Linked DNA regions of Mus musculus: region 1 is linked to region 2. A link is a loop called in an ENCODE intact Hi-C map of the cell type or tissue named here. Cell type or tissue: heart. All regions are shown on one strand.

Region 1 (8,000 bases), 170 kb after region 2:
AAACCAGTCCAAAATCTCCAGTGTGCACTTTGAGCATCATCTATTCTTTAAGCAACTGGACTGGTGGACACATACCATCGCACACGTCAGAACCTACAGAATTTACACCAATGCTGACTCATAATGTAAAGCATGCACACTGTGTGCTAATTATCAGGTTCATTGTCATGCAAGAGCCTTAGATGCAGCTTCATTGTTGGTAATAAACGTACCACATTGGTTCCGGGTGCCAGTACCAGGGGTGGCTGGGTGGGGAGTGTCCACATAAGGTTCCAACTCTACTACAAGGAAATAAGATAGTTTATTCTAAATTAGGCATGGTGGCACATCCTTGGACTCTCAGAACTCAGGGAAACCGGATAGCAAACCCAGTGGCAGCCTCAGCTACAGAGAAGTACTTTGTTCCAATAGAAAGAGAAAATAGTTGATTCTGAGTCAAATATGAGTGGCCATGGCCGTAGAACAGTCTCAAGCCCTGAATGACATGTCCTTCTATGGGAGAGAATTTGTAAACTTTTATAGTCACAGGACAGAAAGTAACGAAGAAATGTGTTGAACATATACACAAAGCATTCGTATTGAGTGGCTTCGGCAAGGGAGAGAATCTATAGATATTTCTTGGGGCTAGCAAGATGGCTTAGCAGCAAAAGGTGAATTCTGTTCTTGTAAAGAATCCAATGGTTCCCAGCACCCATGCCAGACAGCTTAAACCTGCCATTGGCTCCAGTTCCAGGAGACCCAATGCTGTCTTCTGGGCTCTCTGAAAACATAACGCACATACACGCACATACTTCCCCAGCCCCTACTCCTGCGGAAACACATAGAGACATAATTAAAATAAAAATTTTAAATGTAATTAAAAAGGCATGTCTCTTTGTAGTTCAAGCTTGCCAGAAACTCACTATGTAGACCAGGCTGGCTGAAAACTTGTGATCCTACCAGCTCTGACTCCCATATTCTGGGATCGCAGGCCAATTCACCCAGTAATGACTTTGGAGCACTAGGGATCCAACTTAGGACCTGTCATTGTCCAGGAGACACTACCACTGAGCTATAACCCTGCTGAGACATATTTCTAGCCCTGAAGTTTAATTTATTAATATGCATCTGTGCATGCACCTATGTGTCTTCCTGTGTGGGTACACATGAGTATACAAAGAGGCTGACGGATACCCTTGGGTTTCATCTTCAGTAATGCCATCTATGTCCTTTGAGCTTGCATCTCATGACATACTAATTATGCTAGTCTGTCTGGCCAGCATCCCTGGGGTCCTATCCTCATCTTTTCAGTACTGGGGTGACAAGTGCATACCCTGATTGGCATTTTGATGTGACTTCCGGATATTAAAACCATGTCCTCATGCAAATCATGACTCTATGGGGTCATCTATCCATCTGGTCAACCCATTTCCCACCCCAGTCTTTTGAGGTGATAATTCTGAAGAGATCTGATCAATTCAGGTGGGTATGACCATACACTGAGGTTGTCATCCCAACATTCTTAGTTTAGGATTGATAGACACTAGAGCTGTGTACAGCTTAGCGGTACATTCCAAGAGCTTTTTGGTCGTTTGCGATGGGGGCTCTGGAGTAGTCTGGAGCTTTTTGTCCTGCCTTCAGCTCCTGAGTTCTGCAATAGAGTTTTATCTCAAGGTCAAGAAAATGTTAGGTGAGAAATAAAGGTTGATAATAAATGACTATAAAGAAGGTTCTGGGGGGCGAGGGCATTAACTCAACTGATAGAGTGCTTGTCTAGCATACAAAAGGCACCCGGTTCAACCTGAGTTCGAGCCCCAATACCACATAAACAAGGCATGTGCCTGCAATCCCAGAACACCAGAGGTGGAGACAGGACAATTCAGAGTCCACACTTATCCTTATCCGTATACTACATTCAAGGCCAGGAAGAATGGCGAGCTAATGATAGTCCAAGTGAAGGTACTTTTGGCTTTGGACCCAGTGTGTCTATGTCCCCCCAGTCATACTATTCCCCCATAGCCAAAATCAACATGTCTCTGGGACTGTTAATGCTCATGCAACTTCTTCAGAAAACGTCCGCCCTCAGCAGCACAGAAAGATATAGAAAGATACAGAAACTACCTTCCATTCAAGTTTGCTGTGAACCAAAAACTACTCTTGAAAATAAAACCTGTTAAATCTTTAAAAAGCACCTGTGCATGTCGATGTATGCCTGTAATACCAGCATAGCGTATGTGAATGTGTGTGTGTGTGTGTGTGTGTGTGTGTGTGTGTGTGTGTGTGTCTGCGCGTGCGTGCATGCATGTGTGTGTCAGAGGAGAGTATTTAGGATTCATTTCACTCCTTCCACAGTGAGTTCTAGAGATCAAACTTAGGTCACCAGGCTTGTGTGGCAAGATATTTTACTTGCTGAGTCATCTTGCCAATTCCGTTTCTTTTTTTAAAAAAGTGTGTGTGTGTGTGTGTGTGTGTATGTGTGTGTGTGTGTGTGTGTGTGTGTGTGTGTGTTTCAAGAGGTAGGCAGTGATCAAGAGTGGGAGGAAACCAGAAGCTTGTGGATAGGAGATCTGTGGTTGAGTTTGTCTGGTGCCTGTGTTTTAGGGCCACATCTCAAACCAATGAGAATTTGTTGTTGGAGCATCTATTCTGGAATGTCTGGTGACTTGATTTTGTGCAGGTCTTTTGTAGTAAGTATTTATGAGGGTTTCTATCCTGTTTTAGATCATTCAGTTCCCAGATAAAAGACACAAAACCTTCATATGTATGATAAGCCTTGGGCAGCATTAGAGCTGGGTGGAGATCAACCCTCTAAGCTACTTTGCCCCCTTCCCTGTCAGTGACCCTGAGATATGACTTACCATGTTTGCCTGGGCCACCCTTACTCTGACTGGCCAGCCTTCATAACCAGTTCTCATGACTCCTCACCTCATGACCACTTCTCCTCTCTCCACCCTCTCTTTCTTCTCTCTCATGGTCCTACCTTCAACCCCAAACTCAGGAACCAAGACTCCACCTACCTCTCCTCTGCCCAGCTTAGGCATCATTATTTTAAAATTAAGTTTAATAGCATCACTTGGTGTGTAGGAGGATTTCCTTGTCCCTGGGGGCAACCAATCCTTGGGCACTAGTATTTAACATGGCAATACATAGCAACAGACCAAACCTTAACACAGGTCTTGTTCAGATAACACTAGCTGCTATGTTCACACATGCAAAGGCCATATCATTTCCAGAAGACAAATTTCACAGTGTTCCTCCTCATTCTCCAGCTCTCTCTCTCTCTCTCTCTCTCTCTCTCTCTCTCTCTCTCTCTCCCTCCCCCTTCTCCCTCTTTTTCTTTCTTTCTTTTCTTTGATCTGAGTCCAGGAGCTCAGACTCAGGTTGTTAAGCTTGGTGCCTTAAGACCCATTGGAGCATCTTCCAGCTCAGGAAGGAAACGGGTCTGAGAAAAATCAGAATTAGTACTAACAAGTTTTAGAAGGACTTTTTAATCTCTTTTCCCAGATTTATATTGTATATTTATATTACTGACCCAGGGCCAGTAGCTGAGGGTGAGCATGTGTGGAAGCCTTTGTTGTGCCACCTCCTGTGCTGGGATTACAGGTCTACACCACCACACCCAGTTATGGATTTGAATAAATTCTGTGTGAGAGCCTGTTTACAGCCTTTCTCACACTAACCAGATGTTTCCTCCTGGACAAGTCATCAAGGGTTGAAGGGGAGACTCTGACACCTAGTGGCTACAATGTATTACTACAAGGACTTCTTTTGGAAATTTTAAGAATGTCCTTTTAAAAAGTCACTTGACACTTGTCATTCTAAGTGGACCAAGGAACTCCACACGAAGCCAGAGACACTGAAACTAATAGAGAAGAAAATGGGTAAGAGCCTCAAAGATATGGGCACAGAGGAAAAATTCCTGAAGAGAACAGCAATGGCCTGTGCTGTAACATCAAGAATCGACAAATGTGACCTCATAAAATTGCAAAGTTTCTCTAAGGCAAAAGACACTGTCAATATGACAAAATGGCAACCAACAGATTGGGGAAAGATCTTTACCAATCTTAAATCCGATAGGAGGCTACTATCCAATATATATCAAGAACTCAAGAAGTTGGTTTTCAGAAAACTAACCCTATTAAAAATGGGGTACAGAGCTAAACAAAGAATTCTCAACTGAGGTATACCAAATGGCTGAGAAGCACCTTAAAAATGATCAACATTCTTAGTCATCAGGGAAATGCAAATCAAAACAACCCTGAGATTCCACCTCATTCACACCAGTCAAAATGGCTAAGATCAAAACTCAGGTGACAGCAGAATCTGGCAAGGATGTGGAGAAAGAGGAACACTCCTCCATTGCTGGTGGGATTGAAAGCTGGTGCAATCACTCTGGAAATCAGTTTGGCGATTCCTCAGATAATTGGACATAGTTCTACCAGAAGATCCAGAAATACCACTCCTGGGCATATACCCAGATGATGCTCCAACTTGTAATAAGGACACATGCTCCACTATGTTCATAGCAGCCTTATTTATAATAGCCAGAAGCTGGAAAGAACCCAGATGTCCCTCAACAGAGGAATGGATGCATAAAATGTGGTACATTTACACAATGGAGTACTACTCAGCTACTAAAAACAATGAATTCATGAATTCTTAGACAAATGGATGGATCTGGAGGATGTCATTCTAAGTGAGGTTACCCAATCACCAAAGATCACACATGATATGCACAAACTGATAAGTGGCTATTAGCCCAGAAGCTCAGAATACCTAAGATACAATATGTAAAACACATGAAACTCAAGAAGAAGAAAGACCAAAGTGTGGACACTTTGATCCTTCTTAGTAGGAGAAACAAAATACCCATGGAAGGAGTTAGAGAGACAAAGTTTGGAGCAGAGACTGAAGGACTGACAATCCAGAGACTGCCCCCCACCCCCAGGGATCCATCCCATAAATACCCACCAAACACAGCCCTATTGCAGATGCCAACAAGAGCTTGCTGACAGGAGACTGATATAGCTGTCTCCTGAGAGACTCTGCCAGTGCCTGACTAATACAGAACTCGATGCTCACAGTCATCCATTAGATGGAGCACAGGGTCCCTAGTGAAGGAGCTAGAGAAAGTACCCAAGGAGCTGAATAAGTTTGCTGCCCCCTAGGAGGAACAACAATATGAACTAACCAGTAACCCAAGAGCTCCCTGAGGCTAAACCACCAAATCAAAGAAAACCCAAAGAGAAATTGGTAGCTCTAACTGCGTATGTAGCAGAGGATGGTCTAGTCAGTCATCAATGGGAGGAGAGCTCTTGGTTCTATGCCCCAGTTTAGGGGAATGCCTGGGCCAGGAAGTGGGAATGGGTGGGTTGGGGAGCGGGGGCGGGGGGAGGATAGGGGATTTTTGGAGGGGAAACTAGGAAAGGGGATAACATTTGAAATGCAAATAAAGAAAATATCTAATAAAAAAGTAATTAAAAGAAAGAATTCTAAAGGAAAAAAATAAAGATGCCTTGTAAATTAGTATAAAATACATCTTAAAATAGGCTTTCCCCAAGGTGCCTGGAAAGTGCTCACAGCACTTCTTCTAGAAAATATTGGGATATTTGGGAAAAAACTCAAAGGACTGTGGACTGTGAGTTATTTTTCAAGGAGGATTTAAGACTTCCAAAACAGCTTAAGCATCCAAAATAGCCCCCTGTTTTTTGACTACTTTCAGGTTTCTTGACCCCCTCCCTCATCCTGTTTTTAGCATATATTTCAGAATTGATGTTTCCTTGCCCTGAAAGCAGACTGGCATTTTCTTACCACCTGGCTTTCATGATGATAGAAGCTGTCATGCAGACCACTGAGGGCATGAAGACAGAGTGATCTCAGCCAGTGCTGGATCTATAAGCTACAACACTAACTTGCTAGGTAAATTATCCCACGTAGTGTCATGATGGTTATGAGTAACCAAACACATTTAGTTCTGGTTTGAGACCTGATACCTACACTAAAGGATTTAATGTCTGCTACTGGAAACGTAGTTAAAAGCTTATGTCTGCGGGAGCAGCGAAAGGCTACAGGGGGAAGGCCACTGGTACATTACTTATGTTTATACTCAGGTTTGGACTGTTCTTAACCTTGATCAGAGAATGTCCCATACATACCAATGTATGAAAGGTGAAGAGTTGGGTTTCTCATGCTAGTTGAGAGTTTACTGACCGCTAATGCTATTTTTATCCATTGAACAAAAACATATTTCTTTCCATTATCATACATTTGTCTCTTCTGCTGTTGAACGATCTTTTAAGATATTTCTATTGGAGCATACTTTATTTTACTCAGTGTTTACCTTGTACCTAGAAGCTTTTGGCAGTGTTTTTGTAGTTCTAGTAACAAATGCCAGGTAGGGGTTTTCTGTAGGAAAGGCCATATCCAAAACTGAAAGTCATAAGTTTAGGACACTGTAGAACACAAAATAGGAGGAGCAAGAAAGTCAAGCTAGCAGAAGATGGAGAGAAATACCAAAAGGAGTAGCAATCACTGTATGGAAGCAGAGAATGATAGAACATCACTAGTTATTTGTAAATTGCAGAGGAAAGCACAGGCAAACAAAGGGCTCACCATTCCCTGTTGGGAAGGACTCAAGTTGTGCAGGTCTAACTGTGATTTAAATATGCTTGCATCCTCACATTTAAACATCTTTCTACATGTAGTTAGAGTCTGAAAGTGGCACATGAGAATAAGGTGTAAGATGTTTTAAGAAAAAGCAAGAATACAGAGTGAAGGTGCTGCAGGTCCAAATTAAAGAACTTCTCAAAAATGCTGAGTATATAAAATGACCACAGTCCAGTGTTCAGTAGAGAATGTTACTAAATTAGTACATATATAGATGTGAAGCTGTACACAACTGGATTCTCACCCCTTGATTTAGATGTGAATGACCCATATGAACTAGTTCATGTTGTTTGTGGTACCCTGTCCTTTGTCTGTCTTGTTTCTTCACAGAACTCCAAACAACATCCCAAGACAATGCCAATAACTGTGATTTTTACTCACAGGCACAACATATCTTTGCATACCGAGGGTCTGTGTCAAATCTCTAAACAAAACAAGATCATCAGTAGGAAAAATTAACAAAACTGAAAACTGTTTACAAATGAATGAGAGCATATAAATAGTGTGGGTTTGTGACTTTGTATTTGAAACTCACAAGAACTTTTTCAGAGCTTATGAAAATGTCTTAAAATGTGTTAATTATGCAGGTTGATGACAAAACCAAAACATATCAATATTATACTGCAGCATTATAGATGACATTCATTCATGATGAATCAAGGGACTTGATTTAATTGGCACATAAACTCAACCACACACAAACGCAGACAAATAGACTGCTCTCCCTTTCAGAATGAACATGCCTTTATATTGAGGCTCCTGTTTATCAGAACTAACAGCAAAATGGGCTAACTTCAAAATGATCCTATCCTGACATACTCTCGTGTGTCTCATATGTTACCTAATGTCAATGGAGTTTTTATTTGGACATCTGAGAGTTATGGAATGGGGGAGTGATGGACGTCATTGACACCAATTCTAGTCCCTCCTGCTTTTTCCAAAAATCTCTACAGAAGTAAGCGGTTTATTTGATTTGAATACACATACACTGTTAGACTTCTCTGAAGATTAAGCAAGACAACCTCAAAATCTATCAAGTTCATTTCTGTCCTTCTTCCTTTTCAGTAGACAACACTCCCTTTCCAGGAAAAAAAAAGCCTTCTGTGCAAATATCTTGACTTGATCCATTTCACAATCCATTGAAAGATTTTCATAATGTGTTGTATCTCAGTTTTTCAGACTGGCAGATATGTACCTAAATGGAGTGACAGACAGACAGAGAACCAGATGGGCAGTTGAAAATAGTATATTTTTATTTATTTTTGCTGTTGTCTCTTAGTAATGTAATATGCTTTGATTGTATTCTTTCCCTCATCCATTTATTTTAAAGGAGTATATGACTATAATTTAAGTGT
Region 2 (8,000 bases):
GTATCTGCTTTCCCATGAAACTTCCTAAACAATCCTACAAACACTAGCACATATTTTTAATATAAAGTATCTTACCTACATATGACAGATGAGACTATAAATCTAAGAAACTATTAATTTACCAAGTATTCATATTCATTCACAGTGAGTGGCACTGAACTGGCAGACATTACAAGGTATAAGGAACAAATTTAAATACTTAATGCCTTCCCATATTTTAAATGCGCAGTATGTATTTATGCATGCATGCATGCATGTGTGAAGTCAGAGGACAACCATGGGTGTCAAGGTTCGACTTTGCTGAGACAGTCTCTCGATGTTCAGCACTGCACACCCAAGTTGTCAGGTCTGGGAGCTGCCAAGCTTTTCTTGGCTCCATCTTCCATCTCACTACGGGAATGCTGGGATTAGAGACACTCATTCCCATGACCACCTTTTCTATGGGTCTCAGGTCCTCACACTGTATCCACTGAGCTGTCCCTCTGAACATGGAAAGTGTTTTTAAATCTTTCCTAAACCTGCTGCTCATCAGCATTCTGCCTTATTCCCAGTGGTTTCATATGCATAAATATTTTACTAGAATGAAAATGGCAGTGTTCATAGGGCTTGCTTGGCTGCTTGCCTTTTGCTAAGACAAAAGGATGAGTTAACATTATAACTTCCAGGGTCCTAAGACTGACTTCCTTGGAATTTTACACAAACATTAGTAGAAGCAAATTTTTTAACCATACGGCTATACCATAATTTGTTAACTGACTTTGTTAATGTGTCTAGGGCAGAGTCTCCCAGCTCATTCACATTTCTTAGGTCTAATTACTTATTACTGGGAATAATGTCTTTAGTGTACACAATGTGTTCTTTCACAATAGCAGAATGTGTTGTGTTGGCATTTGCCTGCCTTGGCCTCAGTCCTGGCTCTCACACTAATATCTGTGTGAATTTAGCCAAGGCATTTCACATATCTGGCCCATTGCTCTCTTTTGTATCTGTAACTTAAAAGGTAATACAAAACAAAACCCCTACATAATTTAGAACAGAATTAGTTTTTATTTCACACAAAACTTATGGTTAAGGGAATTTTGGAAGTCCCCTTAAGGGGTTACACTGAGGGCTAACAGAGGCTACAGGACCAGAAGGCTCCCCATGGCTGCTTTCAGACAGAGCCACTCCCACTTTTTTGTTTTATGAACCATTTTATATAAACATTCCTCAGGGCAGGCAGAGGAGCTTGTCAGTTTGTAGCCAAATGAAAACCACCGTTTGCCAAGCACTTGGGAAGTTATTTAATTTGGTTTACCCAATGTACAACTTGCCTGTTCTTTTCTAAAGAGAGAAAGCTGAGACCTAGAGAAGGTAGGTGACTCCTCTGAGGTCACCTAGCTGGTGACAAGGCCTGGGTTTGAAGCAGGAGCTCATGTCTCAGAAGCCACATTACAGTATGTGGTCAGACTAGACGGGCCTGGAGCCCCGCAGCCGCTTTCCTTATCAATGGTGTGTGTGTGTGTGTGTGTTGAACGTGGAGGGGATGGGGGATGGGAGATGGGGGTGTTCAGTGAGATATCAGGTCCATCAGAAACACAGTGTTTGCAAATGCTGTGTTAATTAATTATTGCTGTGTTAATTAATTAATGAGCAAAGGTGACAATCTGAGGAATCTTAAAAAAAGAAAGAGCGGACCAGTCAGCACAGGAAGAGAGCATCACCGAAGTAGACATCAAAGTACATCTTGGGATGTGCAAGGAGAATGTCCAGGTGAGCCCCCGGCTCCCCATGGGAAGCACATCTGCTCATTAAAGATTTACACCAGATCAAAATACCTTTTACAACCCAACTCTCTACCATTAACTTGTGTTACCAAGAGTCACTGCAATTAACCCAGTTGGGGCTGATTAAAAGGCAGGCTCCTCTAATGCATGTTGTAATGCCTTCATTATGAGGTGAGAGGGAGTGAAAAAAGCCACAGCTACACTGTAAAAGGAAGTGCCTCCCTGCCTTAAACACATCCCTCTTCGAATCTCAGTGTTTGGGAGAGAACGTGCAGAAATCAGTCTTTGAACAGGATTAAGTCATTGTTTTTTAGGTGATACAATCTTATTTTAATTTTTCTTTCCCAAACCAGGCTCAGATCTCAATCCTGTCATTTGGGAGAGAAAAGCCTTGAGTTTCAGGCCAGCCTTGGCTAAACAGTGAGTTAGGAGCCATCCTGGGCTACAAGGTGAGCCCATCAAAAAAATCCAGCCAACCAACCAACCAAACAAACCAACTAACCAGCCAGCCAACCAACCAACCAGCCAACAAACCAACCAAACCAAAACCAACAAACCAAACAAACCAAACCAAACCACACCACACCAAACTACAATCAGTTAATATCTTTCTAAAAATCCAGCCATAACAGGACTAAAGGTCTGAAAGCCTCTGTCAGATTGACAGAAATAGGCCAAAGAACTAGATAAAATTCTTAATTTTCCACTTCATTAGTTTGCCAGTTCAAAAGAAAATTTAAAAAGACGGGTGGTGAGGAAAACGGTTTAAAAAGAAGTGACCGGTAGTGAGAAAAAAAGACACTTGGCTCAGTTCTGGTAGGATGCAGACCCAAAGAAGAGTTCCATTGTAAGATCCCTTCCAGAACTTGTTTACTGATCCCTTAACAGTGTAACATTTCTGGTTTTTCCACTGGTGCCTTCTGATTGGATGACAGGTGGAGCGGCCAGCCTGGATTTAGTCCTGCAGCGTTTCTCCTAGCTAGGCTTAGCAGGTTTCTGTGTTCCGTCACACTCGTCTTCCACAAATAATGGGCATCATTCAGTGGGGAAATTTTCCTGACGCTACCGTTACAGAATAAATAGCTGATTATGTCAAAGGTCTCCAGGCTGCCAGCTGGTGAGACAGTTCAACCTTATTCATTAAGCACATTTTCCTCCTAGCTTCCAGACAGACCTGTTTCAAACCTTACGTCTTTTTAGGACATCAAATAGAATGAAACCATTTAGTTCAAAAATGATAATGCTGCAAATGATGGGCCTTTTTGATCAGTTTGTGAATCAAAAATAGGAAGAATTTGAGAACTTAATTATTTCCACCTGCTGGGAAGAGTCACGGCCTGAGCTCAGTTCTACAGAGAGCCCTCCTGGGCTTCCTAGCCACACAAATCAGTTACCATCAAACCACAAGCCCAGGCTCCTCCAGGAAACCGGTGACTTCTTGTCCTGTACTTCCAGAACCTTTACAATGGCAAAATCCACCCGGCCCTTTTAATTTGATTTGTATGCTCCTTGCTGCCACAAGGGGGACTTAAATGGTGAGGGCAACAGGCTGCATCACAGGTATGGCTCATCTCCCCCCACAGCACACAGAACAAAGGGCACTTAGTAGATACTTGCGAAATTGCTAAACTTGCAAGCGAGTAGGTACAGTCTGTTGTTTTGTGTCCTTTCACTTAGGAAATTTTCAGTAACAACGCCGATCATCTCAATAAGAGAAAAGTCATTTCCAGCTCAGAAACAAAAGTGCTTACTAGATCACCGACGGGGGGTTGGGGGGGGCGGGGGGGATTATTAGAGATGTCCTTAATGCTTGCTTTAGGACAACAATGTACTAACCCTATAATAAAGTTCTCTTAAAAGTCTTTCCTGTCAATGCCACTGGGCCACACTCAAAATACTGCTGGCTCCTGAAATACCCCTGTACACTTTGGATAAAGAATATAATTGGCTCTATCAAGCCATTAAGTCTTATCTCTGCTGTTTAGGTAAACACAGTGCCTCAAGGGATAGATCCTATTTTCGCATTCATTTAACTTAGTTCTTAAAGCAGGAATTAGCGGCGGAGGCTGCCAAATGTGTCACACCCCAAGCCTTAGTTCTACAAACAGTTCTTTCTCTCTTTGAAGTTTTCACAGGAAAAAAAAAAATATACAGGTTACAGACCAACCATACAACCCTAAACAGCCCCCTGCTCAAACTGACTCCGCAGCTACTTACAGGGTCACTTTGGTGGTCACAGTAGACCTGCCCACACCGAACTGGTTCCTGGGCTTCAGGCCGTCGGCGTCGGACGCTCCTGTTCCCCTGCTGCGACCCCCGTCGCCCCGGCTATCAAAGTGGTGGGGCAGAGGACCCCTCTTGTGCTCTGGCTTGATCTCGGGCAGCAACGAGCTGCTTTTGACGGTGAGCTCGCGCGGGACGACGCGGCCCGCCTCCTCGCCGCTGTCCGCCGCAGCGGGCGCCCTCTTGGGTGGGGACTCCTTGGCGGGAGCGCGCGAGCCACTGCCGGGCGAGCTGGGCACCGCCTCGGGGACACGGCTGCGACCCTTCCGCTTGGTGGGCGACAGGGGCTTGCTGCGGTCCGGTTCCCCTCGGGGTTGCCCTCTGGGGCAGGAGCTGGCCTTTGGCTCCGGGCAGGCGACCGGGGCTGCGCCTCCGTCGGGAACCGCTTGTACCGATTTCACTTTCCTTTCCGCCAAGCAGTTCTCAGCCGCAGCGTCTGGCGCCACCTCGTCGTCGAACACCGCCTCGTCCTTGGCCGCACTCTCGGGAGCCACCGCATCCGCACCCGGGGAGTCGGTGGATTTCTGCGACTTCCTCCGCCGACCAGACCGGCGGCCGCTTGACCTCTTTTCCATGTCGTCCGAATCCTCGCAGTCGTCTGTCCCCGGAGCAATCGAGGCCGGCTCGTCCACCTGAGCCACCTCAGTTTTGCTCAAGTAGATGTCCAACGTTAGCACTTTGGTGGGATGCGCGCGGTCGACCGACCCGGCTGTGCGGCTGGTCTCTGCGTCCTGGGCGGGAGGCTCACCTGGAGGAACCGCGTCCCCCGGGGCCCCCAGAGAGCCCGCTTCGGCACCCACGCCGGGGGCTCCGTCGGGGGCCTCTCCTACTCCTCCCACGAGGTGCTCCTCTGGCGGCGACCCCGACACACCTCTCGCTGTCTCTGGTTGGAGGCCAGCGCCAGGCAACGCTTCCTCCCCCGGACTGCGGGCGGGCGTCTCTGCGCTCTCCTGCCTGGAGCGATTCCCTGGTGAGGAATGCAGCAGCTCTTTGGCAGCGGTGGTGGCATCTGGGAAAGTCTCTCCCTCTGCCTGTAGAGGTTCTAATTGGGCTGAATCATTGCTGTGGCACTGCTGCACAACCCCTACATTGATGCTGGAGCAAGGTGACTGTTCGGCGTCGCAGGGGGTTGCCTGAACACAGCTCTCAACGGGCTGGCCCTCAGCCTCCTGCCTGGGGCCCGCCTCGCCAGCGTCGGTTGCCTTTAGTTGGTTGTCCTGAGCCTTAGTTTTCTCACTCCCTGTTTTTGGGACTTTAGCAGAGGCCGATTTGCTATTTGAGTTGGTGGGACTCTCTAATCCGTTCCTGGTGTTCCTTCTCCTTCCAGCCGTAAAAAGAGTGCCAAGTTTTTCCAACACTGGCTTCCTTCTGGTGTCTTCTGGTGGTTGTGCTCTGGACTGGAAAATGAAAAGAAATGGGGAGAGAAAACTTGAGAATCCGTTTTGTTCTGCTTTGGTAGGTTACAAAGCTACTGCGAACCACCTTGGCAATGGACCAGGTGTGTTTGACAATGAATAGGTACAGCCAGGTGTGGCAGCACGCGACTATCTGGTCTTTGTTATGCTCCAACAAAATTCACTTTAAAAACTAGACAGAGATGATAGATAGATAGATAGATAGATAGATAGATAGATAGATAGATAGATAGATAGATAGATAGATAGGGTCTCATTATGTAACTCTTGCTGTCCTAGAACTCATCATGTAGACCAGGCTGGCCTTGAATTCACAAAGATCCGCCTGCTTCTACTCACTGAAAGGTGGGGTTAAAAGCATGCACCACCATACCTGTGTGGCTAAATTTCTTTTTCTTGTATTTTCGGTTGTGAGCCTAGCCTTAATGGCTGAGTCATCTCTCCAGCCTTAAATTTTGTTTCCTTAAACACATTTTTGAAGCTACACTACTTACAACAGCATTTCGTTATAAGTGTTCTTAACCCGGAACGTCCAATTATTATACGCATGTAGTAGGGGCTTCTGCTTTTACTTCTTTCCTTAGTAAAAATGCAAATTTAAAGCAACCAGGCATGATTTCAGGGTCCGCGGTTCGCCCCCCAAGTACCTTAGGGAGTTTTTGGGTTTTTTTTTTTTTGTTTGTTTGTTTGTTTGTTTTACAGAAACAACTCCCTTTATTTACTGGGAGGGGGGGCGTTGTGAATGGCTCAAGGAAAAATTCCTAGTGGCCCTCTGGACAACCTTACGAACACCTGGGTCTAGCCTTCAGCAAAGGTGCAGGAATGCAGCACCTGGCCCCGCCCAACCGCAAGGCGCTCACCAATGAGGCCCACGTGCCCGCGTTTAAACTGCGCGCGCGGCGGAGCGCTGTCCCGCCTCTTCCCAACTCACCCCTAGGCTTCACCGGGGATAGTCCCTAAGTGCCCGGCTGAGGGGCAGGGGCAGGCGGCAGGCCAGCCTAGCAGACAGCTGCCCGGAGGGCTGCAGCCAGCACCAGGTGTTGCAAGTCCTTGCAGCCAGCAGCCAGCGTGCAGCCCCCTGGTCTGTGACTAGGAGGAGTGGGTAAGGGGTTGCAGGGCTGGAAAGGAAGTCGAGAGCAACCCTTCAGGGCAGCGTGTATGCGGGATCAGCTCGACTCCCCGTGGTCCCCTACGATCCCTTAAGAGCCAACCCTTAAACTCAAGACCCAGGTAAGAGAGTCTAAGCCCCGACGAGGCAGAAAACAGCCCCACCTTTCCTAAAGGGTGAGCGTTTGTTCAGGACGGTACTGACTCACCACTTAGGGATTCCAGATTCAGTCTTAACGCAGATAAGCGTCCCCACCCCCATCTGAGCTACAAAAGCAGTCGAGGGAGTCCGGAGTTTGTGGGAAATGTAAAATGCCTGGGTAAGAAGTGCTTGGGATCCACAGAGTCAACAGGCATCTGTTGAGACAGACCTGGTAGTGTAACCTTGCTGCAACCTAGTGAGGTAATGTGTTACCTACCAAAGGCCGAGACCAAAACAAGACGTGCTGGAGGCGGGGCGATAAAGTCCGCCTTCAAACCCATGCCTTCCAGTTCCAATTAGTGCCCTTTCTAGTCCATCACAGAGGACATGTGGGTGCAGAGGGAACATTTGAACGCTAGTGGCTCCAGAGAAACAAACCCCAGGCTACACAGGCGCACACCAGCAGTCAGAGCTCCAGGGAAAGCGCTGAGAAGCTCAGGCTGAAGTGCTGCTAAGAACCAGAGAACTGTGACAAAGATTAAAAAAAAAAAAAAAAAACCTAGCCACCCAGAGCTCCTGTGACTGAAGCGATTTTGGCTATTACATGTTTTCAATGGAAATATCTGCCCATTGAGTCCTGCTTAGGTACTAGACACCCACAAAATGATTTACATAGTCATCTTTCCAACAGCCCTTGCAGTTTGTTATATCCATAAGCCAAGATTACGTATCCCTGTCCAAAGCTGCGCAGCTGGACAGACCTTCTGACTCTGAAAATAGAGCCCTTTGTTTCCATTGCCTGGACAGGCCATCAAGCATGCCCTGAAAAAGTAGACAGGAAAATGAGCCTGAGTCTATGGGCTCAATTCCAGTCCCTGTCAAAATTAAACAACTAGAGTATGTATCTCTGTGCCCTGCACAGTAATGTTGCAATCCATTTTCCCATACTGCAAAGAAGCCTGGTCAGCCAGCCGTCCTCTATTCAGTATAAGCATCCCCACCCCCAACGCTCAATCTTAGTTGTAGTTGCTTTTTTATAAAGCCAGTTGCTTGCCCTTCAACTTGACTACCTCTTACACCCCCTACCCGTACTAGCACTTTTATAACAACTTCATTCCGTAGAGGCTCAAACTGGAAACATTTTAGATCTTGGTATATGTAGGCAATAGATGAGTAGTTGACAATAAAGAGAGACGCTTTTGACACCCCAGGGCATGGTAAATTTTCAAAGGCATTGTGCTAGCTGGGGGTGAGGAAGTAGCCTGGTTGCCTAGCAGGTACGAGGCT

Evidence for each region. Peaks named below come from ENCODE experiments on the same cell type or tissue, not always from the same donor. Only the 100,000 strongest peaks of a DNase experiment are listed, where the experiment ranks them.
Region 1: a loop joins it to region 2, with 10 times the contacts of the local background. A loop is called at or near these places in 1 of 42 quality-filtered maps.

What each region holds. Positions count from the first base shown.
Region 1 is chr10:44,173,912-44,181,911 of GRCm38, forward strand. It overlaps the pseudogene Speer5-ps1. Among named protein-coding and RNA genes, the nearest start is that of Crybg1, 29 kb to the left of the region's middle. In heart, a CTCF peak has its summit at 3,722 (motif pointing left); no DNase peak of the experiment used is centred here.
Region 2 is chr10:43,999,445-44,007,444 of GRCm38, forward strand. Crybg1 (crystallin beta-gamma domain containing 1) reads right to left here. Exons shown (of 22, transcript NM_001368305.1): 3 at 3,984-5,446. Among named protein-coding and RNA genes, the nearest start is that of Gm40636, 35 kb to the left of the region's middle. In heart, CTCF peaks have their summits at 3,293 (motif pointing right) and 4,493; DNase peaks (open chromatin) are centred at 4,477, 4,827 and 6,437; H3K4me3 peaks cover 2,459 bases; H3K27ac peaks cover 886 bases; H3K27me3 peaks cover 7,160 bases.